Regions from separate parts of the Homo sapiens genome. Here region 2 is linked to region 1. Evidence: chromatin loops called from intact Hi-C (ENCODE). Cell type or tissue: heart right ventricle. All regions are shown on one strand. Each heading gives the region's core, and the rest is flanking DNA. Links, peaks and the distances in the headings are about the cores only. Region 1 overlaps LINC01391 (long intergenic non-protein coding RNA 1391). Region 2 has its middle 15 kb from the start of ESYT3.

Region 1 (15,394 bases), core at 5,078-13,077:
CTTGAAATCAGGAGGCAGAGCTTGCAATGAGCCAATATTTGGCCAATGCACTCCAGCCTGGGTCTTACTCTAGGGAGACTCTGTCTCAAAAAAAAAAAAGAAAAATAAATTCTGAATGTGATGTCTGTTACAGTCCACAGAGGTAAAAGATACAAGTAGCAGGGCTTGTGCCCAAGTTTTAGAGTGACTGTACCTATAGCCTACAGCCAGTAATCTCTGTCTTCTTTATTGTGAGATAATAAAGCCCTCATTATTTACATTCCTTTTAAAATAAAATCCCACAGTATTGTATTGTAATTGATGCAGATATAGCAGGTTATTAAACCACAGCTAGATTAATATTGTCATGAATCACAGGAAATTTTAGAGGTCATCTGTCTAATACAGTTCTACTTTACATCCCTACAGTGGCAAGATCCCAGTTAGAATGTGGAGTTGGCCTCTGTCCCTGTGCTATTTACTGGCTGGGGGCCCTGCACAAGTTATTTAATCTTGCTCAGTCTCACTTTCCTTACATATTAAAAGGAAATATAGTTTGTGGGAACTAAGTGAGATAATGTATCATGGCTGGCATAGAATAGGCACCAAATAAAAGCTAGCTATCATGGTTATTTCCAGATGAAAAAGGCATGGTTTTTGCCTTCAATAATATTACAATTAAGGAGTATGGAAAAGACAAACAGCCATGAAACGCAAAGTAAGACCTGATGAAAACAACTGAGTCAAATCATGGGGGTAAAGAGAACATGTGCTGTAAGAGTTCAGAGGTGAGAAAAGCTTTATTTATTTATTTATTTTTAGAGACAGAGTCTTGCTCTGTCACCCAGGCTGGAGTACAGTGGCACGATTATAGCTCACTGCAGCCTTGACCTCCTGGGCTCAAGGAATCCTCTTGAATAGCTAGGACTACAGGCATGTGCCACCATGCCCGACTAATTAATTTTTTTTTTTCTGTAGAGACAGGTCTTGCTATGTTGCCCCGGCTACTTGTGAATTCCTGGCCTCAAGCAATCCTTCCACCTTGGCCTCCCAAAGCTCTAGGATTATAGGTATGAGCCACTGTGCCCAGCCCAGAGGTGAGAAAAGCTTAATGAGCAAAAGGGCATTTGGGATTATGGCTGATTTTTATGATCTGAATTTTTCAAATTCCCTGCAAAAAATATCTATTGCCTATTTAATCACATAAAAGTTATTAAAATAATGTGCATTCCTCAATAAATAAAGGAAAGAAACAAATCTCCAAATGCCCATTGCAATGTTTCCCTTTGATAGTAGTGAACAACCTGGAAACATCCTAAATGTAGGAATTAAATAAATTGGGCCACATCCATGTGGCTGAATATGTTATACATATACATATGTATGACATATAATATGTCATACAGTTGTTAAACAGCTGGGAATTGTGTACCAATATGGAAAAATGAAAAGAATTGCTTTGTTAGTGGTTAGACGTTGGATGGTTATTGGCTTTCCATCTGAATTTCGAGTTTCCATGATTACTACAATATTGTTTGTGCAATAAAACATTTAATAAAATCAAAGAAAATAAGTGTGAAATTTGACCCGAACAATGGGGCCTTTTGTGTAACATTCTTTGCTCTGGTGGTTGCAGGGGTCTGCCTATTTCTCCACACCCTGGCAGGTCCACAGCACAGATCCTTTGTCACCCTTAAGAAGGTGTGTGTGGAAGGCATGCGGCCTTGGTTGGCCAGGGCTGAGGACACCATCCCCTTCCCCAGTGGGTGGTGGGGGCTGCTTTCAGTGCCTCCTTGTCTGGAAGGGATATTAAGGCAGGAGGCCTGGCTATGGCTTTTTGTTTTTGATATTCTCTTCATTAGATGTTCTATACTGTTTGTAAAATGGATGCTAAACCAGGAGAAAAACAGGTCTACCGTGTTTCCTTGATCATCTGTGAGGGGCTCCGGCACAGGTGCTAGGTAGACAGGTAAAACGCAGCCATTTTCCTCTCACCCTTTCAGGGAAACCCTGCCATGCTTTCCTCCTTAGGAGTTACTTTTGGCAGGCCCGGGTCCCAAAGTCTAAGGGCCTGTGTATTTACTTCCCCTGAAGAGACAAGGGCCTGTAGCCCTCTTTTGGGGTCAGCGTCTGACACTAAACAGAGTCACTCATGGCTGTGACTTCCAGGCAGTGGACACGAGCTCTTCGGACTGCCAAGGCTGGCTCCAGCCACCCAGTTCCGCTTTTCTCTGGGGCCATCTGTAACAGTGCGGGGGGACGTGGGGTGGTCCCTGGGTGTCGCGGCGCAGAGCCCGGTCAGATGCGTGCCATTAGTGGAGACAAGCTCTGCATGGAGCTGGTGGCCTAATGGGGACCACGCTCGCCCTAATGCGAAGCAGCCGCCGCACCGCGGCCGAGCCTCTTCCTACTGGGCATGAGAGCTGACGAGATAGAACGGAAGAGCCACGAAAGGCCCTTTGATTCCAATACGAAACAAATTATTACTCCCGGAATGGAACAAAATAAGCCAGAGAGGAATCTCAAGGCCACCCACCATTCCTCCCTGCGAGGCTGCCGCCGACGGCCCCGGGCCTGCCTATCCTGCGATCTTTGGCGGGGACACGGAGACACGGCACTGAGGGGCTCCGGGCGACTGGGGCGGGGAAGTCGGAGTTCCTGGCCAACGGCCCGCGGGGGCCTGGATCCTTTGTTTGTTGGGGCACCCCAAGGTCAGTGGTCCTCAAACTTGAGTGAGGGAGCCTCCGCATCTCGTGGAGAGCTTGTTACAGGGCGAATTCCTGGGCCCCACCTCCAGAGTTTTTGATTTTGCAGGTGGAGTGGAGGTTGAGAATTTGCATTTTTTCAGGGAATGCTGGTGCTATCGGTCCAGGGAAAACTCTCTGAGAACCAGCTAGTAAATATGGAGATGGAAGCAACTTGGCCTTGAGTCTCCCACTACCACTATCCTGGCATTCAGATGGCTAAGTCCCAGAGAGGTCTGCAGTGGGTAAACTATCTAATACAGCCCTCCCACCCCCCACCTACGAAGTCAACAAGTGATGCATGTGCCTAGCTTCTTTCATCCCCTTTGGAGCCTGTTTTTGATTGGTCACTCCTGTCCTATAGTGAACCAACCAAGTCCCACCCCAAAACTCAGGGACTGGAATTTCCCAGCACCCTGGGCAGGTAAATGGGCAGCTGCCAAAGGCCTGTGAGAAAAAACTGGTAACAGCTTCAGGACTCCAGGCAGCCTCTCTGGGGGATGCTTCTGCTCAAGTTGCCTAGCCTCTAGAGAAGGTTCCTGGCTCTCTGTCACTGGCCTGGGCCAGCAGTCATTCCTGGCAAGAGGAGTTTGGGGGTGAGGGGTAGGGAGTAGGGAGTAGGAAGGGGAGACTGGTGGCTGGGGGGACAGTGGCAACAATTCTTGTTGGGGTAACATCAGAATTCCTGCCTGGCTTCTTGGAAACCATTCAGGGATCTAAAAGCCTGAAAGTGTTTCTTTTTTTGTTTGTTTGTTTTTTAGAGACAAGGTCTTGCTGCTGCCCAGGCTGGAGTGCAGCGGCACAATCATAGCTCCGCAGCCTCATACTACTGGGCTCCATGGATCCTCCCAAGTAGTTGGGATTATAGGCATGAGCTACCAAGCCCGGCCAGTGCCTAATTTTTAAATTCTTTGTAGAGATGGTGGGGGGCGGGGAGGGGGTGGTCTCGTTATGTTGCCCAGGCTGGTCTCAAACTCCTGGCCTCAAGTTATCCTCCCGTTTCTGCCGCTCAAAATGCTGGGATAACAGGCATGAGCCACCGCACCCAGCCATGTGTTTTAGGTGCAGGATGTGTGGGATGAGGGCTTCCCTAGAGTAAACCATTTGTTTTCAAACTTGAGTTTGCATCCGGATCACCTGGAGGCCTTCGTAAGACAGACTGCTGGCTCCACCCTAGAGTTGCTGATTCAGTGGGGCTGAGGTGGGGTTGAGAGTTTGCATTTCTAACAAGGTCCTAGGTGCTGCTGATGATTTGGGTTCCACACTTTGAAAATCACAGCCCTAGACTTCATTTGGGATCTCCAAGCCCTCTCTATAGTTTCAAATGTCATGGTATCTGTCCCCAGCCCCACTCTCTGGACATCCTCCATCAGTCACTGGTCTTTGTGTTGATCACCTTTCTCCGCTTTTGAAAAGGCAGTTTGGTCTTGTCTTGTGCTGCCTGTGCTCTCTGGTTCTGGAAGCAGGAAACAGCTCTCAGGGTGATTCAGCCATGGGAAGAGCAGCATCCCTCATACCCCACCCTCATTCTTGCACCCAGCCAGGCAGGACAGCTCCCTTCTATTTGCTGCCATCCCTCACCCTCTATAATTGCTTGAGTCCTAGCCCTGGGTTAAGCTAAAAAGAATAGACAGCTGAGGAAAGATCCCTTTAATAGGCACCTTAGTATCCATGCAAGGCCAAGCCTAGAGGGGTTGCTGTTGCATTTCTCCCAGTGACAAGATCTCTGAAGTGATCCTTCTTTTTTTACCTTGTGCTTTGCACATCATAGCTATTTATGAACTATTTGTTGATTGACTAATTGCTTAGGGAAAACTATAAGGAAGGGAAACAAAGCAAAATAAAGATATTCTTCAAGGCTGCCATGCACTAGGACAAAGTTTTGTTTGTTTTTTTTGAGGAGTCTTGCTCTGTCACCCAGGCTGGAGTGCAGTGGTGCCATCTCGGCTCACTGCAACCTCCACCTCTTAGGCTCAAGCCATTCTCCTGCTTCAGCCTCCCAAGTAGCTGGGACTACAGGCATGCACCACCATGCCTGGCCATTTTTTTTTTTTTCATTTTTAGTAGAGACTAGGTTTCACCATGTTGACCAGGCTGGTATTGAACTCCTGACCTCAGATGATCTGTCTGCCTCAGTCTCCCAAAATGCTGGGATTATAGGCATGAGCCACTACACCTGGACTAGGACAAAGTTTTCATCAGTGTTTGCCAGCTTGACTGAAGGGGTAGAGTTTATCCTCTTTGGCCTCCAGAAAATGTGTCAGAAGCTCCTGGGTGGGAACCCTGAAGCACAGGCCTGTGGGCAGGGGCAAGCAAGATCAGTGTAATTCGGGTTTTTTTGGGGGGGCTTTGAGACTACCCTGGCAAGCTGGAGACCCTGGAAAAGAAGGGGCTGGTGGTCTATAGGGGCCTGAGGGTCAGCTGAGGCCATGCGGAGCCATCCTATGTTCTGGTGCCTCAGGATTTCCAGAAAGGCAAGTTTTTTACAAAAGGAACTTAACATAACATTTATGTCAAGAAGTTTAGAAAATGTCAAATGTGAATAATCATGGCATTTGAAATTTGGACTAGGGTATGTACAATTTAGATGAAAATAAGCCATGTGCAAACCATTAGATTTTAATAATTTTTCTCTTCATTGGATATTTTGAAGCTATATCTTTAGCAAATGGCTAAATTGGCTGTAGGTTCCCTATTTAGTTATTGCCATGGTTCTTTTTTTGTGGGGGACAGAGTCTCACTCTGTTGCCCAGGCTGGAGTGCAGTGGTGTGATCTCGGCTCACTACAACCTCTGCCCCCCGAGTTCAAGCAATTCTCCTGTCTCAGCCTTCTGAGTATCTGGGACTACAGACATGTGCCACCATGCCCGGCTAATGTTTGTATATTTAGTAGAGACAGGGTTTCACCATGTTGGCTAGGCTGGTCTCAAACTCCTGACCTCAGGTGATCTGCCTGCCTCAGCCTCCCAAAGTGCTGTGATTACAGGCATGAGCCACTGCTCCTGGCTGTGGTTCTTAACCTTAGCTGTACATTGGAATCACCAGCATTGCTTAAAAAAATAATCTCAATACCCTGGCTACACCCAAGACATGGAGGTAAGACACAATATTTTTTTTTTTTTTTTTTTTCGAGATGGAGTCTCCCTCTGTTGCCTAGGCTGGAGTGCAGTGGCGCGATCTCGGCTCACTGCAAGCTCTGCCTCCCGGGTTCATGCCATTCTCCTGCCTCAGCCTCCCAAGTAGCTGGGACTACAGGCGCCCACCACCACACTCGGCTAATTTTTTGTATTTTTAGTAGAGATGGGGTTTCATGGTGTTAGCCACGATGGTCTCGATCTCCTGACCTCGTGATCCACCTGCCTCGGCCTCCCAAAGTGCTGGGATTACAGGCGTGAGCCACCGCGCCCAGCCAAGGCACAATAGGTTTTTAAAGCCCCTGAGGCAATTTTGTAGTGCAGCTAGGATCAAAAATCCTTGAGCTATTGATTGAGTGGTTGGACAGGCTAGACTGAAACAAATGACTTCCTGGGGTGTCTGCTTAGCCTCTCATGAGTGCCATGACTGCCCTCTTCCCACAAGGAGCGACCATCAGAAGCTACCAGCAGACCCTCTTCCTCAGCTCCAGTTGACAGGACTGGGGTGTATCTCCAGGACAGTACCTGACCCAGGATACCAATCAGCTTTCTCACACAGGAAGATTGAATTGACACTCAGAAATTATAGCTGTCGCTGGAGCTCCTCTCTCAAATGGAGCAGAGGAGAGACCTGACCAGAGCAGCAGGAAAAGTTGGTTCTTGCCATCACCTCAGCTCCTGTTGCAGCATAGCCCTTCAGGGAGTCTGGCTACCACCCTGCCTGGGTCTCCAGGGGTCACTCATGAATCCTTATAAAAACACCCCCCACCCCAGCCACCCGTTTGGTTTAAAGCCAGCTCTAGTGGGTTTATGTTACTTGTGACCAAAGAGGCCTGCCGTGTGCACAGACAACAGCCCATCAAAAGCACATAAAAACAAATATGTATTCACTTCCCCCACCACAGTTACACCCAAGCTCTTTCTCATTCCATGTGGTCCCAACGGAAGACTGTTTGGAATCTGCATTTTCTGGAGGCCACCTGGAGAAACCTGTTTTCAATTCAATTGAGAACTGCAGTGATTCCCTAATGTGGCTCCACAGGCTTCTTCAGAATCACCTGGAGGAACTACAGATACACACAGATTGCCAAGCGCCATCTCCAGAGGCAGAAGCTGTTTAGTTTGAAGATGATCTTGAAATCTGTGTTTTAAAAACTTTTTTCCATGAAATTTTGATGTGCAGTTGATTCTACTGGGATCAGGCTGGTTGGGTTAATTTTTTAAAAAATTAAATTCCTCTTTAACTGCATCCTAGATGGAGGTGGTGTTGCTATCAACCTATCATTTCTGGGAGATGGATTTTGGAGGCATTTTGTCTGGGAGATGGATAAGGGCCTAGTCTGTGGATGAACTAAACAGAGCCCAGTGAGGTTCAGGCTCGTTGGAGTACATGTAAACATCAATCAGGCCAAAGGGACTTTTCCAGGTTGGCTGCTTGAGCTGGTCAAATGAACCAGATCATTTACTTTGCCTTCTGAGCTCTGTAGACACAACCAAAAGAATAAAAAAAGTGTGTGTGTGTGTGTGTGTGTGTGTGTGTGTGTGTGTGTAAGGCAGCAAATATACCTTTTACTCTAGAAACAAAAATATCATTTCTGACCCAACAATAGCCGGATCCTTGTGAATGAAGGGTTTGCATATTTTCCTGTTTTAACGGTTCTAGTATAAACAGCCCAAGCCCAGGCCTGATTGTCAGAAGGTCCTGAGCAGCCCAACCAGAATGCTGGAAATGACTCCTTCAGCCCTGAGGACCTGGATCCGGCTTAGTGCCAGGATTTGAGCTTGTGTTTAACAGTAGCAATGGGGTCAGAAGTTGAGGGAGAGGGCAATTGCAGTGGTCCCCAAGACCACAGCTAATGCCAGAACAACAGCAATAGCAGCTGCAGAGCCAAAAGAAGCAGTAGCTATGGTGTATTGATAATTTATCTGTACAGCCCTAGGCTAAGTGTGTCATTTGTTTGAATACTTACAAAAGCTTGATGTGGTAGGCATTATTATTCCAATTTTTAGAATGAGGTTCAGGGAAGTTGAGCAGCTTTTCTGAGGTCACACAGCTTTTAAGGGGAAGACCCAGGATTACATGAAGGCATGTTTGACTCCTAACCATTACAAGACACTGTACACAGTAGCCCAGGTCACAAACATCATCTTGTGTGCCAGTTGGGGATACAGGGCTTTGGTCCTAGAAGCAGGCTAGGACAGCTCTTCAGACACATTGCTGGTTCCTGCCATCTTTCAAGATGTCCCTCTCACCACCCCAGCTACACTGGTCTCCAGCAGAGGGAGATGGCTGGCAGCAGGGGCTAGAAGGCCCTCTTCTAGGTCAAGGCAGTCCCTAATATCTGGGTGGATTTTTTGTGTCCTGAGAATGGGACCATGACTCTCTTTGTTAGGCTAGCAAAAGACTCAACATTGGCCAGGCATAGTGGCTCATGTCTGTAATCCCAACACTTTGGTAGGCTGAGGTGGGTAGATCTCTTGAGGTTAGGAGTTTGAGACCAGCCTGGCCAACATAGTGAAACCTCGTCTCTACTAGAAACACAAAAATTAGCTAGGTGTAGTGGCGGGCGCCTGTAATCCCAGCTACCCGGGAGGATGAGGCAGGAGAATTGCTTGAACCTGGGAGGCAGAAGTTGCAGTGAGCTGAGCTGGTGCCACTGCACTCCAAGCTGGACGACAGAATGAGACTTCATCTCAAAACAAACAAGAAAAGAACAACAACAACAAAAAATTAAAAAGAAAGGCTCAACATTTATTGATCAACTACTGATTATATGATTATATATTAACTGATCCAGACGGATCCAGAGAGTGTGGCTTAAGGAGACTTTCCTGGGCCTAAAACAGATAATTGGTGCTGGTGTATAACAAAATTATGGTTCATCCAAAGGATGGATTATTAAGCAATAATTGAAAATCATTTTTCAAAGAATAAGATATGGAGAAAAACCCTATGGCGAAAGGTTTAAACAAGCAGGATACAAAACTGCAAATTTTATGTATATTTGTTAATTATGGAAATTAGGCTTATTTTAATTGAAATATATAAATAAAAGACTGGAAAGATGCCATCGAAATGTTAACCATGGTTACCTTGTGGGAGGAGGGATGGGATTATTGTCGCGTTGGTGTTTTTTGTGCATTTTAATGTTTTATTTTCCCAATTTTCTTCAGTTTCAATTATCTTTGTGAGGGGAAAAGTGAAAATGTTAAAGTCCTAATACATAGCACTGGAAATGCATAGATATGATGACTGAGTAATTTTTACCCCACCCTGTCTAGAATGGATGCAGCAGGCAGAAGTGTCTCTTCGCCTCACTGCCTAAAGTTTATTTCAAGGGCAAGAATGGGGGCCTCTGGAATCAGTTCTGTCTCGGCAGAACCTGAGCTAGGCCTGTGCCGTGCGGGTAGGGAGCAGCCCCTTCCGGTCGTCGAGGCGCTCTTAATTTGGTTGGAGAGACAAGTGCACTACAAGAAACAGAGGCAGCCAAGCGCCTGGGCCACCATCAAGTAAGGTTGAAAAGGGGAGGGCAGGTAGATCGGGACCCGTGGGCGCCAATCAATGCTATGGTGGCGGAGAGTAAAGGGGACGAACACAGCCTGGGGCCATCCCCGGAGTCCCCCAGCGTCCGCCTGTGGCCGTGCCTGGTTGGCCGCGGATCCCGGCGGGCGCCGCAAAGCGGCGGGATTGCCAGCGCAGAGCTCCGGCTCTCTGCCTTGTCCCTGGGTCCGAGCACCGGAGCCTCTGGTGTCTGCGGGGAGAAGTCTCGGATTGAGAAATACGGGAGGGTCTCGTCAGTGGCTGCAGGTGCGGCAGCCACTCTGGGGACCCAGTGAGAATGGGGTCGCCTGGCTCTGCGCGAACCCCTCACGTGGGTGCAGCTCCTGAGCCGCCGAGGGAGGCGGTGGTAATGTCGCCCAGTGCCAGCAGAGGGCAGCCTCGAGGCCGTGAGCCCGAACGGCGACCTCGCCAAACCGCGGGCTCCCTTCCAGCTCCCGGATTCTGCGGGGTAGAGGCGGCCTTGGAGCCCAGAGACCAGCGACCTCAGTCTGCAGGAGCCCGGCGCAGAGGCCCAAGGGCACCCCCGGGATGTGGTCAAGCTACAGCCCTTAGGCAGCCTCACTCTGCGACGGCAAGGGCTTAGAGGGTGGAGGGGGACCAGATGCCTTAGGAGGGGTTAGAAAGCCAACGCACACAGGGAATTTGTTTTCAAGCAACAGATTCCAAGCATGTGGAAACCTTTTAAATGATGCTGGTGAGAGCTATGATAGTTTTCGCATTCTTGGCGAGGGAAGTCGGAGGCTAGTAGCGGGATGGCTCCTGGGCGCGCGGGAGACAGAGGGACCAGCGATCCTTGCTGGGGGCAGAGGGACTGTGGACCAAGGATCCAGACACACTTAATTGGGGATTCCAGTCCCGACTGTGGCCACTCAACTGGCGTTGAACTTGAGCAACTCACTATACCGCTCTAGCCTCCGACTAATCACTTCTGTAAAATGGGCATTGTGGGCTCCGAGTCTCGTAAGGGCGCTAGGGATTCGAGACAGCAGGAATTTCCTCACTGCTCCAGCAACCCTGGGTTCCTGGGTTTGTAGGTGGGCTGAAAGGATCCTTTCATCGCACGTTTGCCTGGCGTGGCTGCTTTAGAGACCGAGGCCCGCCAGGCTTTGCAACCCAGTTGCGCGTGGTCAGCCATGGCCTTGGAACCGCCGGGATCGCCTCAGCGGCACTCCGGCCAGCTCCCGACTTCCCGCCCTGGGCACTAGGGTCACCCAGCTCCAGAAGATAGTGCTTATCAGCACAGGAATTGAGACCCCACACCCGGCGCAGTGGGTCTCCCAGGAAGCCTGGCGAAGAGCCAAGGCCCGCCGGACCTGAGGTCGCCTGGGGCGCTAAACAGACCCATCTATGAGCACATTCGGCCAACACACCCAAGTTCAACAGTGGGCGGGATCTTTGGCTGGCCTCGATCTCTCTCACAGTGTGTGCAAACGGGTACCCATTAGATTCTTTTTGCTTGTTTCCTCATCTGTAAACTTTGAAAGGAGAGTATTTCCCGGGGTGATTCTGAAAATCATGCCAGAACTGAAAAGGCCTGTGTAAATGCGAGGTGTAATGATGACTTATTAGAAGCAGCCAGCCCTGTACGTGCCTGTAGGATAGATGCTAGAACGTTCTACAAATGTGTGCACATACACATCACGTATGTGTGAAGGTGCACACCTGTCCCTAGACACTTGACAAATGCACACACGTATGCGTGTACCTCTGGCTGAGAGCAAAGGGGCTAATACAGGGCTCATACAGGACATCATCCTGCAGTCTTGTGCGTGCACAGTACACACGCGAGCACGACTGTCTGTGCCTGGAGACACCGTATGGCACCGGAGGAGCTGCTCAGCCGTCGGTGCCACCTGGGAAGTAGGGTTTCGGGTGCTGCTCTGGAGCGCGGGAAAGTCCGGATCCGGGTCTGCTGGTCAGCGCTTCGGCGCCGCCGGGCTCCTTTATCTCTCATCCGCCGGCCGGTGAGCGGCTCCAGTTTCAAGACCCCCGATCCTGCCGGTGAGGGGAGGGAGCGAGAAGGAGTGCGCTCCGGGCCCAAGAGGCTGCAGGGCCCCACTCCCCAGGTCTGTCGTCCTTCCTTTATCTCCTCAGGTCACACCCCCACTTAAAATAAAGAAGGGTGCCTGACTCATTCAGGTCAGGGAAGTCGGCCCCCGGGAGCCTCCTGCCCTCACAAGCCATGGTGAAGGGAGGCGAAGCCAGGGTTTGCCACGGCCTGGGAGAAAATGCGGCTGCAGGGTCTCTTTGGGCTGCAGCGCTGGCCCGGGGCCCCAAGACTGTTAAGGTGTGTGTGGGAGGCGCGCAGTGTGGCTACCGAAGAGCCCTCCATCACCGCACCGGCAGGCCGCCGGGCTCGTCCTCCTCTCATGCTTCCAAGGGTTCTGAGCTGCGCAGCACTCGCATCACCCAGAAGTGTCTGTGGAGAAAACGACCTCAGGTGTAAGCCCAAGGCTGCTGCCTGCAAAGGCAATGCCGTGGAGACTGGGTTCCACAGCGACCTGGGTTTTTAAGTCACCGAAAGCTACAGGGCAGGGTCACAAACACTCTCCCGCCTTCTCTGCAGAACCGTGCGGCTGACAGGAGAGCGTTGCGCAGAAAATTCGAGGCCGGGCGCTGGAGGAGTCTCCGCGGCCCGGAGAAGGCACAGAGGCGCCCCTGAGAGGCGCAGCTGGAACAGGCGATGCACGGGTTCGGATCTGGCCGGCCAACCGAGCCCAGCGGTCGCGAAAACCAGAGTCGCCACAGAGGTTGAGCACGATTCCATTTCTGGGGATCGGGTCCGGTGGGGAGCCACTGTCCCTAACGCCTCCAGAGACTTTAAGTAGGACAATATAATGCTGGTAGGAGCAAGGTGCAAGGAATTTAGCGGCAGAAGCCTTTCGGGGGGGTGGGGAAAGGCAGATCCGTGCCTCGTCTGAGCCTGGGGGTGGGGACAGCCCCTGGCCTTGTAGCCCCTGTTCCGGGGATCAGCTGGGCCCACCTAACCCCCCTACATGGGGTTGAAAGGGGCCAATGGGACGGCCCCGCCGCCCCTCCCTCGGGATTCCACAGGGCCCTGACCCGGCCTTTATCTCTGCACGGTCAGCAGTCGCGGGGGCTTCAGGAAGGAGGACAAAGGCCCGGTGTCACCGCGGGCGGGGGCTCGGTTTCCTGGCTCTCTGCTCACACTCACAGCCTTTAGCGGTTGTTGGGGGAAGATTTTTAAAAATATGTGTCGAATTTCCTTTTTTTCTCTTCTAGAAACAAACAAACAAAAAAGGCAAAAGGCGAATTCCCCTTCACTCCTCGTCCATAGAGATTAAAGTTTCCTGGGATCCTGCCCTTTTTTTTTCTTTGACTGCCTAGAAATACTTGTTCTCCCTTGTACATAGAGGAAAATGCGGGGAAAGGTTTTTTAAAACTCGGTTTCATACTATTATTATTACTAAGGACAACCGGGCAGGCTGAGGTCCCAACGTGGATGATCCGAGTTGGCCTCGCGCCGGGGCTCTGCAGCCACTGCCCTGTGCGCTCAGCACCTCTGGGGGCGATCAGGGCCCCTGCGCTTCCGCCCGCCGCCCGGCAGTCGAGAGCACCCTGTGCCCAGACTGGCCGACTCATTCTCCCCCGAATTTTGTTTAGAGCTGGCAAGGGGGACTTAGCTCGCGCCCCAAGACCTGGGCTTGCAGCGCCGCCAACAGGCCCGGGGACACGAGGCGCTCCAGGCCGGGGTCTTCCCGGCTGCTGGCCCCTCTCGCTCCCCACCCGCTGGCGGCGCCTCGGTCGCCCGCAATTGACCCAACCCGCTTCCTGCGTTTGCCCCTCAGGTTTCCCGTTTCTCCACAAAGGCCTAGGGGAGCCTCGCCCACAGGCTGACCCTGCAACCTCTGGCCCGGTGGCTACCTTCTGCTTTTCTGAAAAAGAAAAGGAAAAAAAAAAAAAAAAAGAAAAAATCAACCAGTCGAGGGAGGCGCGTGAGGACTGGAGGCGCCAGCCGGACAGCCTATGAGTAGGTCCCTGGGTCGGTGCCGCTTCGCGGGTCAGCACGGCCTTTCTCAGAGAAAACCTCCTAAACGTGTGAAGACCGCTTTGGGGGAAGCGAGAGGGAGGTTGGAGGAGCCCCGGGCGGGGTCTCAGCGCCCACCAGCTGTGCCTTCAGGGCTTGGGTGTTCGCTGCAACGGCAACCGCGTGAGCCTCACTCCCACGGCCAAGGGGCTAGGGCAGGGTGGATGCAATCGCGTGCGCCTGGCCCCGGAAGGTGCTCGCAGGGGGTGCCTGTGGCCAGCTGGGTTAGGAAGTCAAATCCTAGAAAGTTATTACTAAAGGTTTTTTTTCCCCCTTCCTTTCTTCTTTCCTTTTTTGCTTCCTTCCTTCCTTTTTTTTTTTTAATAGGGGAAGGGAAAAAACATTATTGAACATCTACTATAAACTGGGCACTTAAAAATTAGAAAATTTAATTATTTTAATAATTCTGATACACGCACGTATTTCTGTTTTATAGAGGAGAACACTGAAATTTGAATGGGTATTTTGCCCAAGGTTACATAGCTGTTAAAGAGGACACCAGGCTCCAACCCAGTTCTTCCTGACTAAACAGGCCAGGTCTTTGCCTCATGCTGCACAGGCCACCTCCGCGAAGTGACAAGATCCCAGAACATGCTTTTCACAGCTCAGCACCAAGCCTGTGCGGCAAACAGCCTGTGCAGCAGCAGTTTCTGTGGTACAGAAACAAACAAAAAAGGCAAAAGGCACAGCTCAGACTGTGCTTCCTTCTTCTCCTGGGAGGCTCTCCCTTACTACTCCTGGGAGGCTCTCCCTTACTACGCAGCTCCCTTGAGCATCAGTGGCAGCTAGGCTCAGCTGCTGTCAAGTCTCCTTTAAAAATTTCGGAGGCCATTTGCCTCACAGATACCTGGAAGACCTCTGGTTGGTCTCTTCTCTTCTTAGGACCTGAGATTCCTCAAATGTAATGTAATTTTGGGTTCCTAGACCCAAGACACTCTTTTTATGACAGCTGGGAGTCCTCTCTCCAGAAAGTGGAAAGTTGCTAAGACTGCTCGGTTTTAAGAATCCTTAATTCCTGGTTGTCCCGAAGGCATGGGGCTCTTAGTCCCATCCTTTCCCCATCTTTTCTATGGGTCCCACAGTCTACTCCAAGAAGTAGGGGCTGCCACACAGTGGTGGTAGGCCTGACGGGCAGGGCCCCAGGGTCACCACCAGGTTAGATCTGCAGAATGGGGACACTGCAGGGATGCTGAGCCTGATCAAGATGTTTCCTGGCCTTAGACCCCCACCCAGAAGCCAGGAGTCTGGTCCGGTGATCCTGTCCATGAAGCCTGGCCCAGACCTTCATAAAGGGAAGAGCTCAGTTGAGAGCAAACTATCTTGGGCCAGACTCAGATTCCTGGCCCATATTCTGCTTGTCTGGCTGCATGAAGCCTGGGTCTGGCCCCAATTTCCACCCGCCGCCAGGGGGCTCCTTGCAGCCCCATCTCCAGCCTTGGCTTCCAGGAAACCCTGGCAAAGGCTGGATGCACCTAACCTCGGATGAAAGGTCCAGGGCCTCTTGCTCATCTAAGCCTCAGATCTGGAGCAGTGAACTATTTACTGATGCAAGCTGGAAACAGGACGTCAATACCCTCTGGAGTAGGGTACAGGACCATCTCCAGAACTCCGTAGGTCCCTTTCCCACAGTCCCTTGGTGCATGTACTTCAATGGCGAAGATTTCTCCAGGTCCCTCTTGAGAACAGGACACCTCCCCCTGCTTTCTCCAAACCAACCCACTTACTCTGACTGGGCAATTTTAGTGAGGTGGAGGTGACTCTAAGAATTTCTGTGTAAATGTGAGGAGAGGGCTCATACTGTCAGCAGTGTGTGAGATGTTTACACCCACCACACACATAATCTTCATGCAAGAACGACTCATTACCCAGGACATTCAGAAATTGGCTGGGTATTTGTATTAAACTCTATTTACATTGTATTTACACA
Region 2 (15,394 bases), core at 2,675-10,674, 520 kb before region 1:
TGAATTAATAATTATTACAGATCTCAACAGGGGCCTCCAGGCCTTAAAATCTAAATCAGATTGGCTCAAACTATCCTTCTCCATTCCCAAGCCTATGGTTTGTGGCAGTCCCAAGGCCCACTGAAGACTTCACACAGTTCTCCCAAGTCAGGTTCTCACAGGGACCTCCACTTCTGTCCATTTCACTCTGACGTTCAGCCCCTGCCTCAGTTTCTACAAAGAAAACTCACTCTCAATAAACATTCCTAGCCAGGTGCAGTCGCTTGCACCTGTAATCCCAACTACTAGGGAGGTTGAGGCAGGAGGACTGCTTGAGCCCAGGAGTTTGAGACCAGCTTGGGCAACCTAGGGATACCGTGTCCCTTGAAAAAATAACCATTCCTGAGTTTTGCTGGGGACTTGGGGGTCACAGGGATGGTCCCTCTGCTGTCAGGGCCTCTCAGTTGGCCTTCACCCCATGCCAGACCCTCCACCAACCTGTCTTCTCCAGCACCAGCCACCCAGTAAGCTCAACACCCATCCCTTTAGATTCTCTAAACCTCATTTGCTTTCTTTAGCCATAATCCCATAATCTCTTCCTAGAATGAAATATGGTTTCAGCTCTTAATAGGATGGCCAAAACCAGTTTGCTGAGGACTGAGGAGTTTCCTGAAACACTGATCATTCATTGCTAAAACCAGGACAGTCCCGGGCAAACCAGGACCATTGGTCACCTTACTGGTAAGAATAAAATTCTCACCTTGTTCTATAATAATGGTACTAAGAACTATAAATTAGCTGGTGGTTCTCGACCTAGCAATCATCATCATCATAATTACCTGGGAGTTAAAACACAGGCTTTTATGATTTAGCAGGTCTGGGGCCTGAGAAATTGCATTTCTTACAAGTTTCCAGTTGATGGGATAGTGCTGGTCTGGGACCACACTTCAAGAACCCTGAATTAGGTAATCCACATTACACATTCAACAGAGGATTTGGCATACAGTAAATAAATGCACAACAATAACTAGTTATCAGCTAACGTTTTGTTGAGCACTTACTGTAAACCAGGCACCCTGCTATTTCTACATATTACCTTATTTAAACCTCATGGCTTCCCTGAGAGGTAGGTGATGTGATGCTTGTTTTACAGAAAGGGAAACTGAGGTCCAGGGACAACCAGAAGTGACTGAGCCTGCACGTGCACCCAGTTCTGACTTGGAAGCCCACGCTCCATTCACCAGCAGCCCCGCCACACTGAGGACTGAGCTAGTCCCAGCTAGCTGCCCCGCCCCTTTTTAATTTTAACTTTGTTTGAGGAAAATCTTTCAATGTGTCTCACACGTCCCTGCCTTCTTCCAAGTGAGCTGAATGCAGATCAACTTCCTCTGCATGACTCAACAGCAGCATTTTGAACATCAGTGACAGTCATTTTCCAGAGTGTCTGCACTGGGCCTCCTCCAGGGGCAGCCTGAGCTGTGGCCTTGGACACCACCTCCAGTTCTCTTCCTCCAGCTGCCTTTCCCAGCTCCATCTGAGAAGTCGAGGCCAGGACAACCCAGCAGTTAGCCCAGTGAGTAAGACCCAGGAGGCCTCATGTGTAGTCTGGGGGCTTCTGGACTGCAGCCCAGGGGAGCACCCACAGCTGGGAGGCCCCTCGGCCCTGACCTTGGCCCTGCTTCCTTAGAGTCAGCCTGGTGGCTGAGGCTGCTGGAAATGGACCCTGTGATGCAAGGCACTACAACTGACTTTCTTGTTAATATGATAGTTCTTCCCCACCACCCCTCCTCCTCCAAACCATCCAAACTTCTAGTTCCTTCTTTGTGGCTGGCATTACTGAGATTTCTGGTATTATTGGTGCACAGAGGATGTGTGGAGTGCGGTAAGAACATAGGCTGCCTAGGTCTGGCCCAGCAATGCTGCCAGCTGATGACCTTCGGTAACGTGTCCAAGCTCTCTATGCTTTGATTGCCTCATTTGTCAAACTGGATTGATGATAACATACTTATTTTAGGGATATTGAGCTATTGTTGAATTAGATACAGTCATGTGCCACATAAGGATGTTTTGGTCAAGGGCAGACCACATATACAAAGGTAGTTCCATAGATTAAAATACCCTATTTTTTCTGTCCTTTTTCTATGTTTAGATACACAAATACTTGCCATTGTCTTACAGTTGCCTACAGTATTCAGTCCAGTAACATACTGTCCAGGTTTGTAGCCTAGAAGGAGTAGGCTATCCCATAGAGCCGTGGTGTGTAGTAGGCTTTACTATCCAGGGTTGTGTAGGTGCACTCTATGATGTTCACACAATGATGAAATCACCTAAGGATGCATTTCTCAGAATGTATATCCATCATCAAACAACACATGACTGCATATACTTTCAAAATAGTGGCTGGCACACCGAAACTCTATTTAAATGTTAGCCAGGATTCCAAAATCGAATCCGTAAATGATTCTGGAGTGTCTACTAGTAACTCCAGCCACCATTTACTCAAACAGCATGTACCAGTCATTGTGCTTTGCACGGGTCACGTCATTTAAGGCTTGGAGGAGCTAGGCACACCCCCCTTAGTTAGTGGGGTGCTCGTCTCCCAGGCCAAGCTGGCCTGTCCAGCGGTACCCCCTCTGCCTCCCTTGTGGGGCAGGCTCTGAGCTGGACATTCAGCAAGGAGGCTTAGCCTCCCCCATCCTCTGACCATAGCCCCTGCCCTGCCACCTCTCCCCTGCCTGACTCATTTCTCCTTTCCTCAGATGCTTCTTACCGAAAAAACAGCCTCCTGTTGCCCTCCTCTCCTGGGTCCCCGGGCTACTCCAAGCTCTGCTCTTGCCCAGCTCCCCTTGTCAATCAAAACAGATTCAGCCTTCACAGGAAGCAATTTGGCATCTGGTATCAAGAGGTTTAAAATCCTCTTTCCTAAAAATGCCACTCCTAGGACCCTCTCCTAAAGAAGTAATAAAAGATGCAAAGAATGATGAACAAAGGTGATCTTCACATTCATAAGATACAAAACGTTAAAGGATCTAAGTGAGCAATAATTGGAGAATGATTAGATAAATGATGCTGTACCCACGTACTGAAGGATTATACCACAAACGTGAACAGCAGAAGAAATGTTTGTTTCATGCATTTTCATCATCCTTGGATGGTAGCGTCTTTTTAAAAATCTTTGCTTAATGGAAACACAAAAGAAGGGCATCTAGTTTCTACTTTATTTTTATTTCTTTGACCCCAGTAAAGATGGACTTTTGAAGACTTGTCCATTTTTATTCCTTATAAACTGCCTATTTATGCCCTCTTCAATTTTCTGTTAATTTCATTTTTCTTATTTATTGGTTTTATGTATTCAGTTTATTGACCACTTATATGTCATATTTATTGCAAAAATTTCCCTTAGAATGTAGTTTCCTTTTTTATTGTATTACTGATTTATTTTTATACTATAGATGTTTAAAATTTTAAATGTCCAAAGCTATTATTTACTCCTTTATCGTTTTTGTCTTTGGTACAATGCTAATATGATCCTTTCTCATCCAAGTATTATTATTATTTCCTTTGAATACCTTTAGGGTTACACCTTAAATTTTTTTTTTAATGTTTCTTTTAGAGACAAGGTCTCGCTCTGTTACTCAGGCTAGAGTGTAGTGGTGATCATAGCTCACTGCGGCCTTGAACCCCTGGGCTCAAGCAATCCTCCTGCCTCAGCCTCCCTAGTAGCTGGTGCTATAGACATGTGCCACCACACACAGCTATTTTTTTTTTCTTAGAGATGGGTCTCACTATGTTGCCCAGGGTGGTCTCCAACTCCTGGCCTCAAGGGATCCTCCCACCTCAGCTATTCACAGTGCTGGGATTACAGGCATGAGCCACCATGTCTGACCCAGATGACTTTCTATTCATAAAATAAGGGAATGGAATTGTCTATACCTCATGCCATTATATTGAAGATTAAGTAAACTAATGTATGGAAAGCTTTAGAAACAATAACTGGCACATAGTCGTTTCTCTGTCATGGTTAGCCTATTGTTAATTTAACTTTAATTCATTGGAAATTTATTCTGGAGTGAGGTGTGAAGGGTGTTTTAGCTTTGTGTTAAGCCAGTTGTCCCAACACCACTTTTTCAATAACATACCCTGACCTCATCAAAAAGCCTGTGGCTGGAATGCAATCTTTTTGCTGATTCTGAGCCACATGGGGAATTCCCTTTACAGAGCTATGAGCTGGGGAGGAGGCTATTCCCAAATTCCCTGCTCATCCTCTCACTAATACTCTTCCCTATGCTAAGTTCACCATGGATTTCCTAAGGATAGGGTGTGGAGCCAAACACCCTCAGCCTGACTATTCTCTCCTTTCCCAGCCCAAGTTCAGGCTGTCAAAGTCAAAATAAAAATATAGAGATAAATCTCTAAATTTAACATTTTATTTGGGAAGCAAGAATTGCAATTCAGGGCCAGTGATCTTCAGAACTTCCGAAGAACAAAGAGAAGGTTAGAGGTTTTATAAAAAGGAGAAATGGCTGGATGTGTTGGCTCACACTTGTAATCCCAGCACTTTGGGAGGCCAAGGCCGGCAGATTGCTTGAGCCCAGGAGTTCCAGACCAGCCTGGGCAACATGGTGAAACTCCATCTCTACAAAAAATTTAAAAATTAGCTGGATGTGGTGGTGCACACCTATAGTCCCAGCTACTTGAGAGGCTGAGGTAGGAGGATCACCTGAGCCCCAGGAGGTTGAGGCTACAGTGAGCCATGATCATGCCACTACACTCCAGCCTGGGAGACAGAGTGAGACCCTGTCTCGGGGAAGTTCTGATTGGTGAGTGATGGCAGTGGTTAAAACTAGTCTTAGAATAACAGCAGGCTGTTTCAGTAGCCATTAGACAAAACTGGTTTCAGTTTATGAGAACAGGCAGTTTCGGCAGCCAGGCTTGCAGAGAATTACATTTTTGGAGCAACGTTATATTCCCTGGGTGTGTTTTCCCCCAGACTCTCTACTCTGATTTAATTGGGTATGATAAGAACGATACAATTTGTACGACCAATTTTCACAAGAGTTTTGTATCCTCAGTCCTTCTACAAACCCTCCTCCTTTTTCTTTCACTTTCTCCCCTTGGGCTACTGAGATCCCATTTTCTCTAACCACCCTGGTGCCACAGCCCACGGAATCTGCTGGGTCAAGGTCAACAACGAACCCCCCTGCCACCCCCAGCCCAGGCCAGCATGCCCAGGTAGAAGCCAAGAGGAAAACAGTGCCTCCATCCTGCACTGGGTGGTGGTGACGGGGGTAGGGTGCTCCCCTCCCTTTGGGAAATATCCAGCCAGGCTTTCTCGCCATTGTCTACCAAACTTACTTGTCTTCCCAAGTAAAGGCCAAACCTCCATCTGAAGCTCAAGCAGTGTTAATGCCTCTCCCTTCGTAACACCCACCTCTGCAAGGAAGTTCTTCAGACGTAACACACATTTTTGCGAGGGGCATAGTATCAAAGATTAGGAAAGGAGATAGGTGATGCCTCTTTTTCTTAGGCAAAGAGCTGAAATGCTACTTTCTGAGTGAGGGCTCACTATGTGCTGGGCAGGGCCAGATGGCTGCACAGCCCGGGGGGGTACCTGTTGACATGACATTTGTGTGAGGGGCACCTGCTGGTCCTCACAGCAGCCAAGGTACATGCTGAGAATCCTCACTACATCCTGCTGGGGACAGTAAAATTCTCTCAGAGAAAGAAACCGAGCTTCAAGGCGAGGACTCAGACCCAAATGTGTCTGATCCATTCCATGCCAACCCTAGACAAGGATCAGAGGACATTTCCTCACCATGTGGCCTTGGGCAAGTTATTCCAATTCTATTGGCCTGGGTTCCCTCTTCTGAAAAATGGACATCCTACTTACTTTTGAGATGTTGTGAAGATTAAATGAGTTAACACATTCAAAGAGCTTAGAATAGTAGGTGGGCTCGCTCCTTCACAGTTGCTTTAAAAAAATGTTTAAGCATTATCAGCATTATTACTCTAGTAGCAGCAGCAGTAGATACTATCCCGGTTGAGGTTTCCTTGCCAACCCAACACCTGGGAAGCAGGACCAGTGCCCTTCTCGTCCACCAGATGGCAGCATCACAGAACGGACAGGCCCTTTCTAGCTGCCTCTGTGCGCACGATTTGTAGGGAAGCCCTCCAGCTTCCCCAGAGGCCTGGGAGAGAACCAGCAGCTCCTCCAAAGCAGGATATCAGAAGTCAGGCTCCTTCACCCACTGGCCCCTGTTCTCAGCCCAGCTCTCTAGGATTTCCTGCCCTAGGACTGCCCATATGCAGATAATGTGCACCCTGGGGGCCCAGGGTCTGGATCTCCGCAAGTTCACCATTTGTATTTGCCAAATGCTTCGCACAGCACCAGGCCGAGGAACCTTCTCAGGAACTGTCTGATGAACCCGCTGGGTCTAAACTACCCCAACGAAGGTCCAGCTCTTTCTGGGTGCTTCCTGCTGAAAGCCACCCCAAACCCCTCCCGGCTGACCTCCAGTGCCTTCTAGGGGTTGGCTGCTCCATCTGCTTCCGGCCTTCCACGTAGACACAAGGACTGTGGGGTTCCCAGGAAGGGCTTTCAGAAAGACTCTCTTGGCTCCATTTTCACAGGCTTCATACACACACACACAGTCCTACCATGGCCTCTACCTTGGGAGACCCCAAACCCTGACCTCTGGGCTCTGGCCTGCTCACTTGCAACCAGCATTGGCCATGTCGTGTGAGGGCATGCTGCCTTAGATCACAGATGGAGCTTATTAAAAGGGCGGTTTCCAAAGCCTCACCTAGGGCCAGTGGTCCTCAAAGTGCTGTTCCAGGACAAGGGCAACACATCTCATGGGAACTTAACAGGAAATGCAAATTCTCCCCACACTCCCACTGAATCCAAAACCCTGGGTTGGGGTCGAGCAAGCTGTGCATTAATACACCCTCTAGGTGAAGCTGCTGTGCGGGGAAGTATGAGACCCACTGGCCTGCCCTCTTCCCTTCTTCTGTGGCTGCAGGATTCGTCTCTGCAGATGGTGCCAAATCTCTCCCTCCAGCACTCCGGTGGGTCTAACTCATCATCTCCAAGAGTGGTGTGGTTGGTGGGTGATGTAGTGCACCACCTGACACAGTTGTGGTCCACATTTTTCCAATATGATGGTGCTCAAAGCTATTGTGTCTTAGTTTTTAATCTCGATGAAAATATGTAATGTTTTCATTACAGTTGCTTAGCAAATAGAACCCTGACTTGTGACAGCTGTCTCCACAAAATATCAAGTTACATGAGCTATCTTGTTTCCAACAGCTGTAATATTTTTCTCCTCCAAGGAAGGAGGAGACATTGAGGTGATCCTGTTATAGAGAGGAGAGGAAGAGATGCAGATGTACACACACACACACACACACACACACACACGCATGCATGCACACACATGCAATGTCACTGAGAGCCCTTGCTCTGAGGAAGGACCAGGCCTGGGATGGGAGCAGGTGTGGTACCTGGAGGATTGAGAGGTACAGCCCCATACTTAAGGAAGCTCACAATCTCGAATGGACAGATATGCTTTTGGCAGAAAGTGTGAAGAGTTAATTTCCTTCCCTGCCACTCCCCTCCAAGAAAAGAGCTTCATGGAACTCAGAATTGCTATCCAGATCCTCCATACACAGAGTAAGGGAGAAAAGACAGACTTATTTCCTGTGAAAATGGATCTGGTGCATTATGTAAACAAGTCTCTCTTGATGCTGGAAGCTGCTGGAAAATTAATTTTTTGTAATTACAAGTAAACTTGTATGTTTCTCAGAAACTGTCAACCAAATTGTCATGATTCTATAAATAGAAGTGTAGTGGATTGAACAGTGGCCCCAAGAAGATGTTGACCTAAAAGGAAGAAGATGAGGCAAAATTAATATAAGTAGAGAGTGTATTTGGGCCAAGCTTGAGGATTGCAACATGGAAGCATAGATACAAGTTGCCCTGAATACACACTCCAATTAGCAGCAATTGCAAGTGGAGTTTTAAAGGCAAAGTAGGGGACAGGGAGTGGACTGTACAAAGTTGTTTGTCAGGAATGAAACCACCTTTGCAAAAATTATAACAGTAAGAAAATTATGACAGTGAAAGAGATCTGACCTAACCAACCTCCATTTTTCCCTTTTACCTCCAAACTGCCCTTAATCATTCCTGGACTTGGACTAAACTAACTGTGGAAGGCATTTAGTTTATAGTTTAAATTATAACAGCCTTTGCCCAAAACTAAACCACCTTGGTAAAACTAATGAAAGACCACCAGGTTAGAAGGATGAGGGGAACCTGACTTCTGGTAGGGTGTAGACGTAAACAATTACAAGCCATTATTCTAGAGGTGACGAGATTTGCAACTTCCCCAGTTACTCCTGCAGATAACATCACTCTTGTAGAACCCAAGATTGGCCTTTTGAGATGTCTTTTCAGGTTTTTGCATTTCTGACAAATGATAGCTCCACCTAGACCCTCCAACTGGTCCTGTGCCCCCACCCAGAAGTTGACTGAGCATGCACGAAGACCATTTTCCACACCCTGATGATTGCGTCCCCAACCAATCAGCAGCACCCATTCCCTGGCCTGCCAAACTATCTTTGAAAAATCCTAGCCTCCAAATGTTCAGAGAATTGATTTGAGTAATAACTCCATCTCCCATATTGTGTGGCTGGACTCATGTCAATTAAATTCTTTCTGTATTGCAATTCCATAGTCTCAGTGAATTGGTTTTGTCTGTATAATGGGCAGAAAGAACCCATTAGGTGATGACAGGAATTCTCACGGGCTTACAGAAATAACATTGATTAATGATTGGCTACACATTGTTAAGCTATGGAGTGTGGGTTATAGGTTAATTTATAGCTACTTGTGGCCCTAGCAAGTAGTTTCAAGAGATGCATGTCAATGAAAAGAGCCAAACTCTGTAAAATATTTGAAGAGATTTATTCTGAACCAGATGTCAGTGACCAAGGCCCATGATACAGCCCCAGGAGGTCCTGAGAACATGTGCCCAATGTGGTCAGGCTGCAGCCTGGCTTTATATGTTTTAGGGAGACATAAGACATCAATCAATACATGTAAGGTATGCATTGGTTTGGTCTGGAAAGGTGGGACAACTTGAAGGGAGAAGGCTTATGGGTCACAAGTGGATTCAAAGATTTTCTGATTGGCAATTGGTTGAAAGAGTTATTATCTAAAAACCTGCAATTAATAGAAGGGAGTAACTGGGTTAAGAGAAGGGATTGTGGAGACCAACGTTCTTACTATGCAGACAAAGCCTCCAAGTAGCAGGTTTCAGAGAGAATAGCTGGTAAATGTCTCTAATCAGAACTAAAAAGGTGCCAGAATCTTAGTTAAACTCTCCTGGATCAGGAAAAGACCTGGAAAGGAAAGAGGGTTCTATAGATTTTCCCCACAAGAGACAGCTTTGCAGGGTTATTTCAAAATATGTGAAAGAATCCGGGCGCAGTGGCTTGCGCTTGTAATCCCAGCACTTTGGGAGGCCGAGACAGGTGGATTACCTGAGGTCAGGTGTTCGAGACCAGCCTGACCAACGTTGCAAAACCCCGTCTCTACCAAAAATACAAAAATTAGCCGGGTGTGGTGGCGGGCACCTGTAATCCCAGTTAACTGGGAGGCTGAGGCAGGAGAATCACTTGATTCAGGAGGTGGTGGTTGCAGTGAGCAGAGATCACGCTGTTGCACTCCAGCCTGGGCAACGAGAGTGAAACCATCTCAAAAAAAATATATGTAAAAGAAATATATTTTTGGGGTAAAATACTTTGATTTCTTTCAGGGCCTTTATCTGTCATGTGATGCTATACTAGAGTCAGTCTGGAATTTGGTATCTTATTGCTACAAAGAGTCTGTTTTGTCACTCTTAATATCTCTGTTTTAAGGTTAATGCTGATTGGCTGTGCCTGAATTCCAAAGAGGGGAGGGTATAGTGAGGCATGTCCAACCCATCCTTACCATCATGGCCTGAACTACTTTTTCATACTGACTTTGGAATGCCTTTGGCTGAGAGGAGGGATCCAGTCAGTCAGTTTGGGAGCTTAGAATTTTATTTTTGGTTTACACTTACACAGCTCAAAGTGGGGAGTAGGGCGTGATTGCTGTCTTATTTTAATGCTTCTCTGGGCCTAATAATTTCAAAGAGCTCACATTCCTCCACTGAGAGTCCTTTTCTTTCCTCAAAAATATGCCCAGGTCCTAACCTCCAGTACCTAGGAATGTGACCTTATGTGGAAATAGAGTCTTTGCAGATAGAACTAAGGATCTCAAGATGAGATCATCCTGGATTTATGGTGGGCCCCAAATCCAATGACTGGTGTTCTTACAAGAGAAAGAAGAGAGAAATTGGAAACACATAGAGCAGAATACCTTGTGAAGACAAAGGCAGGTGTGGCAGTGATGCATCTACAAGCCAAGAAATGCCAAGGATTGCCAAGCCACAGAAGCCAGGAAAGAGGCATGGAGTGGGTTCTCCCTCAGAGCCTCCAGAAGGATCCATGCTGCCAACACCCTGATTTTGGACATCTGGCCTCCAAAACAGAATAAATTTCTGTGGTTTTAAACCACCCAGTTTGCAGTAATTTGTTACAACAATCCCAGGAAACTAATTCAAGAATATGATGTGGTATTTTGTGGCAACAAATTGTAACCTGAGGGGTTCTTCCAGCCTGCTGCACAAAGAAAGACCACAGCATTGCAGCAAAGAAAACAGTTTAGTAGACATGAAGCTGGCCATACCACATGGGAGATGGAGTTAGTACTCAAATCAATCTCATCCAAAGCTCCTTTCTCAAGGGCGGTCTGGGGGAAGGGGTGGGAGTGGCTAGGCTTGCTGCTGTTTGGTTGGAATAGAGATGAAATTATAGGGGTCAAAGCTGTCCTCCTAGGCACTGAATCACTTCTGGGTGGGGCCACAGGAGCAGAATTGGTGGTTCCAGGTGGAGCCATGGGTGTCAGACATGCAAAAAACCTGAAAAGGTATCGCAAAAGGCAAATCTACAATAGTGGTGTGATCTGCAGGAATGGCTGACGATCTATGTCTACACCTTAGCAGAATCAGCCTCCTCTCTGCCCCCTAGGCTGATGGTCTTTCATTAGCTTTACAAAGGTGGTTGAGTTTTGGGGAAAGGCTATCATCATTTAAACTATAACCTAAACATCTCTCAAAGTTAGCTGGGCCCAAAAGCCCAGGAACAATTAGGGAAAGGCAAGATGGGTGCCAGGGGGCAGGGGAGGGGTTAAATCAGCTCACTGTTATAATTTTTCTCGCTCTTATAATTTTTGCAAAGGTGGTTTCAAAATTTGAAAGTCTAGAAAGAAGACATGATTCTCTGATAACATTTTATATTGCCAAACATGACTCAGAAAGAAGTAGAAAACTTGAACAGTTCAGCAATAATAGAAAAATGTGGAAAATGTGTTAAAGATTTATCACTTCACAAAGCACCAACCTGAGATTATTTTACTGCTAAATTTTACTTAACTCCCCCAAAGAAACAATTCTCTTACTATTCAAACTATAAAAGACTAGCAAGAAAAGTCCCAAAGTCATTTAGTAAGACTAGAAATACCTTAGCATCAAAGTCTGGTAAAGCAAGCAGAGAAAATAAATGAGAAATTTCACTTATAAAAATAGATGTAAACATTATAATACTAATAAATCTGACAGCATATAAAAGGAATAATCTGCCATATTGAAAGCAGTTCTTCCTCATATCTGAGTTTTGGCATAAGCCCCTGAGGAAAGAAAAATAACTCTGAGCAGTGTGAGTTATGTGAGGTTTGCAAAATTCACCAGCCCCAGAGAGACATGAGTATGGGACTTCAGTGACACAGAGGGGATGGGTGCATGCCTCCATGCCCACCTGGAGTGATTGTTTAAAGGCATTTTGTTCCTAACTAGCTGCCTCATCCATTAATCTTCATGTTCTTGGAATTTGTGATAACAAAGAACAGTGTATAGCAGCCAATCAGTAGCTTATGTTATTTTAATGTAAATTCTTGGTAAACAACTTAGGAACTGCCTCTTCTTTTCCTTTAAAAACCTACTAATTGGCTGGGCGAGGTGGCTCATGCCTGTAATCCCATCACTTTGGGAGGCCAAGGAGGGCAGATCACGAGGTCGGGAGATGGAGACCATCCTGGCTAGCACAGTGAAACCCCGTCTCTACTAAAAATACAAAAAATTAGCCCGGCATGGTGGTGGGCGCCTGTAGTCCCAGCTACTCGGGAGGCTGAGGCAGGAGGATGGTGTGAACCCGGGAGGCGGAGCTTGCAGTGAGCCGAGATAGCACCACTGCAGTCCAGCCTGGGTGACAGAGCGAGACTCCGTCTCAAAATAAATAAATAAAATAAAATAAAATAAAATAAAATAAAATAAAAAACCCACTAGTCACTGCTGCTAATCAGAGCGTATATTTAGGGCAACTTGAATCTATGTTCCCCGGTTGCAGTCCCCAAACTTGGCCCAAATAACTCTCTACTTATATAAAGTTTGTCTCAGTTTGTTTTTTTTTTTAGGTCAACACCCCAAAGGCCAAGAACAAGAGCCAGCTTGTCAAGTCCTCCCATTCTTGAGGGAGACAGCTGGCCTCTGTGCCAGCCTAAGAGGGCCCTTCAGACCCTGAGGTTTCCTTCAGAGGCTGAAGAGTGAGAGTGAGGACATCTTTGGATAGCGCTGTCAGTGAGCATACTCCATCTGGCCTTCTGCCTCCCCTCCCTCCTCAAGTCAAAAGAGGGTCTCCTGAGACCTGAGGGACAGAAGAACTAATACAAACTCAGGGTAAGAGGCTGTGGCTGGAGCTGCCCTTCTGTGGTGGCAGATCATGGGTGAGGACTGTCTGAAGGAAGGCCTGCATTTCCAGCCTTCACTGGGTAACAGCATGTGCATATTTCCTGTGGGCGCTGTGGAAGGGAGTGGTATTTAGTAGGGATCCCCACACTTGGCAAAAGAACAGCCAGGAGGCTGAGGGAGAAGTCTACATTGCCAACTTGAGGAGGTGTTGCCTGGATCAAAGGTTCTGTAAGAGAGGGAGCCTCAGTGCTGGGGAGTGGGTCCCCCTCCGTAACTATAAGTGCAACACCCACTGAGGGTGCCAGCACCAACTAACAGTGGCACCAAACTAGTAGGGACTTCCTGCTCCTCATCTCTCCTCTCTCCCAGAGGGCCCCTGTGATGGTTAATTCCATGCATCAACTTGGCTAGGTCACAGGGTGCCCAGATAGTTTGTTGCACTTTTTTTTTAGTGTATCTATGAGGGGGTTTCAGGAAGAGATTAGCATTTGCATTGGTAGACTGAGTAAAGCAAATGACCCTCCCCACTGTAGTGGTGCATCATCCAATCTATTCAGGTCTGAATAGGACAAAGACCAGAGGAAGGGAGAATTCACTCTCTCTGCCTGACTGCTGAGCTGGGACATCAGTTTCCTGACTTGGGCCTGGGATTTACACCATTGGCTCCCCTGGTTCTTGGGCTTTCAAACTCAGACTGAACTACACCACCAGCTCTCTCGGGTCTCTAGATTGCAGATGGCACACCGTGGGACTTCTCAGCCTCCATAATTGTTACAGGAAAGAAGTCCTGATCCAGACCCCAAGAGAGGGTTCTTGGATCTTGCGTAAGAGAGAATTCAGGGTGAGTCCATAGGGTAAAGTGAAAGTAAGTTTATTTAAAAAGTAGAGGTATAAAAGAATGGCTACTCCATAGAGCAGCCTGATGGCTGCTAGATGCCCATTTTTGTGGTTATTTATTTATTATCTGCTAAACAAGGGGTGAATTATTCATGCCTCCCCTTTTAGACCATATAGGGTAACCTCCTGATGTTGCCATGGCATTTGTAAACTGTCATGGCACTGGTGGGAGTGTGGCAGTGACGACAACCAAAGGTCACTCTCATGGCCATCTTGGTTTGGGTAGGATTTGGCTGGCTTCTTTACTGCAAGCTGTTTTCTCAGCAAGGTCTTTATGACCTGTATCTTGTGCTGACCTCCTGTCTCATCCTGTGACTTAGAATGCCTTAACCATCTGGGAATGCAGCCCAGTAGGTCTCAGCCTCACTTTACCCAACCCCTATTCAAGATGGAGTTGCGGTGGTTCAAACACCTCTGATATAATCACATGAGCCAATTCCTTATTAAAATTTCTGTCTCTGTCTCTCTGTGCATTCAATGATTCTGTTTTTCTGGAGAGCCCTGACTAATCCAGCCCCCAAAATAGCACTTAGGAAAGAGGTGTGGCCAGGCGTGGTGGATTGTACCTGTAATCCCAGCACTTTGGGAGGCTGAGGTAGGCGGATGACTTGAGGTCAGGAGTTCGAGACCAGCCTGGTCAACATGGTGAAACCCTGTTTCTGCTAAAAATACACACACAAAAAAAATTAGACGGGCATGGTGGCCGTGCACCTGTAATCCCAGCTACTTGGGAGGCTGAGGTGGGAGAATCCCTTGAACCCGGGAGGCGGAGGTTGCAGTGAGCTGAGATTGTGCCACTGCACTACTGCACCCCAGGCTGGGTGACAGAGTGAGACTCCATCTCAAAAAAAGAAAGAGGTGAAGCTGCTGTCCCCATCACAGATTTCCCAGCTGAAGGCAGCACGAAGGGAGAGGAGAAATTTAAGTTAGCTAAAAGACTGGAGTTTTAATATTGTTTAATATTGTATTGAACAGGGCTTTTTATTACTAAAATGAAACTGTTCTTAGACAACAAATGATTGGAAAAACTCTGAAAGTGGCCCATGTTTTCATCCCGTGGAGGAAGAGCACACCCCGGTGGGCTTGGAAAGCAATGGGAAAAGTTCACTTTCTCCTTGCACCTTACTGAGTAGACATTTGTGCAACAAACTGGTTCCACCAGGAATGCAAGTGTGGTTCAGTATTAGGATAATTTTTAAACCATGTGATCATACCTGTAGATGTTGGGAAGACATTTGATAAAATTCAGTATACATTCCTAATAGAAAACACTGTATAAAATAGGAATCAGGCCGGGCAGAATGGCTCATGCCTGTAATCCTAGCACTTTGGCAGGCCAAGGCAGGTGGATTGCTGGAGCTCAGGAGTTCGAGACCAGCCTGGGCAATGTGGCAAAACCCTGTCTCTGCAAAAAAATACAAAAATTAGCCAGGGTGGTGGGGCACACCTGTAGTCCCAGCTACTCAGGAGGCTGAGGTGCAAGGATCGCTTGAACCTGGGAGGTTGAGGCTGTGGTGAGAGATCGCGCCACTGCACTCAAGCCTGGGGTCAGAGTGAGACCCTATCTCAAAAATAAATATAAAATAAAATAAATAAAATAAAATAAAATAAAATAAAATAAAATAAAATAAAATAAAATAAAATAAAAATCAAAAGAAACAACCTAACATTTTAAAGACTGTGTACCT

Evidence for each region. A loop is a pair of places that touch in the nucleus more often than their neighbours do. Peaks named below come from ENCODE experiments on the same cell type or tissue, not always from the same donor. Only the 100,000 strongest peaks of a DNase experiment are listed, where the experiment ranks them.
Region 2: a loop joins it to region 1, with 4 times the contacts of the local background. A loop is called at or near these places in 57 of 110 quality-filtered maps.

The regions. Positions count from the first base shown.
Region 1 is chr3:138,926,599-138,941,992 of GRCh38, forward strand. LINC01391 (long intergenic non-protein coding RNA 1391) reads right to left here. Exons shown (of 3, transcript NR_121649.1): 3 at 8,591-11,838. Among named protein-coding and RNA genes, the nearest start is that of LINC01391, 9.7 kb to the right of the region's middle. RefSeq lists an enhancer at 9,649-9,943. In heart right ventricle, for the core only: CTCF peaks have their summits at 9,773 (motif pointing right) and 9,972; a DNase peak (open chromatin) is centred at 9,783; H3K4me3 peaks cover 1,514 bases; H3K27me3 peaks cover 5,489 bases.
Region 2 is chr3:138,411,628-138,427,021 of GRCh38, forward strand. No RefSeq gene overlaps it. Among named protein-coding and RNA genes, the nearest start is that of ESYT3, 15 kb to the right of the region's middle. RefSeq lists enhancers at 997-1,497, 1,498-1,998. In heart right ventricle, for the core only: CTCF peaks have their summits at 6,067 (motif pointing right) and 6,270; a DNase peak (open chromatin) is centred at 6,104.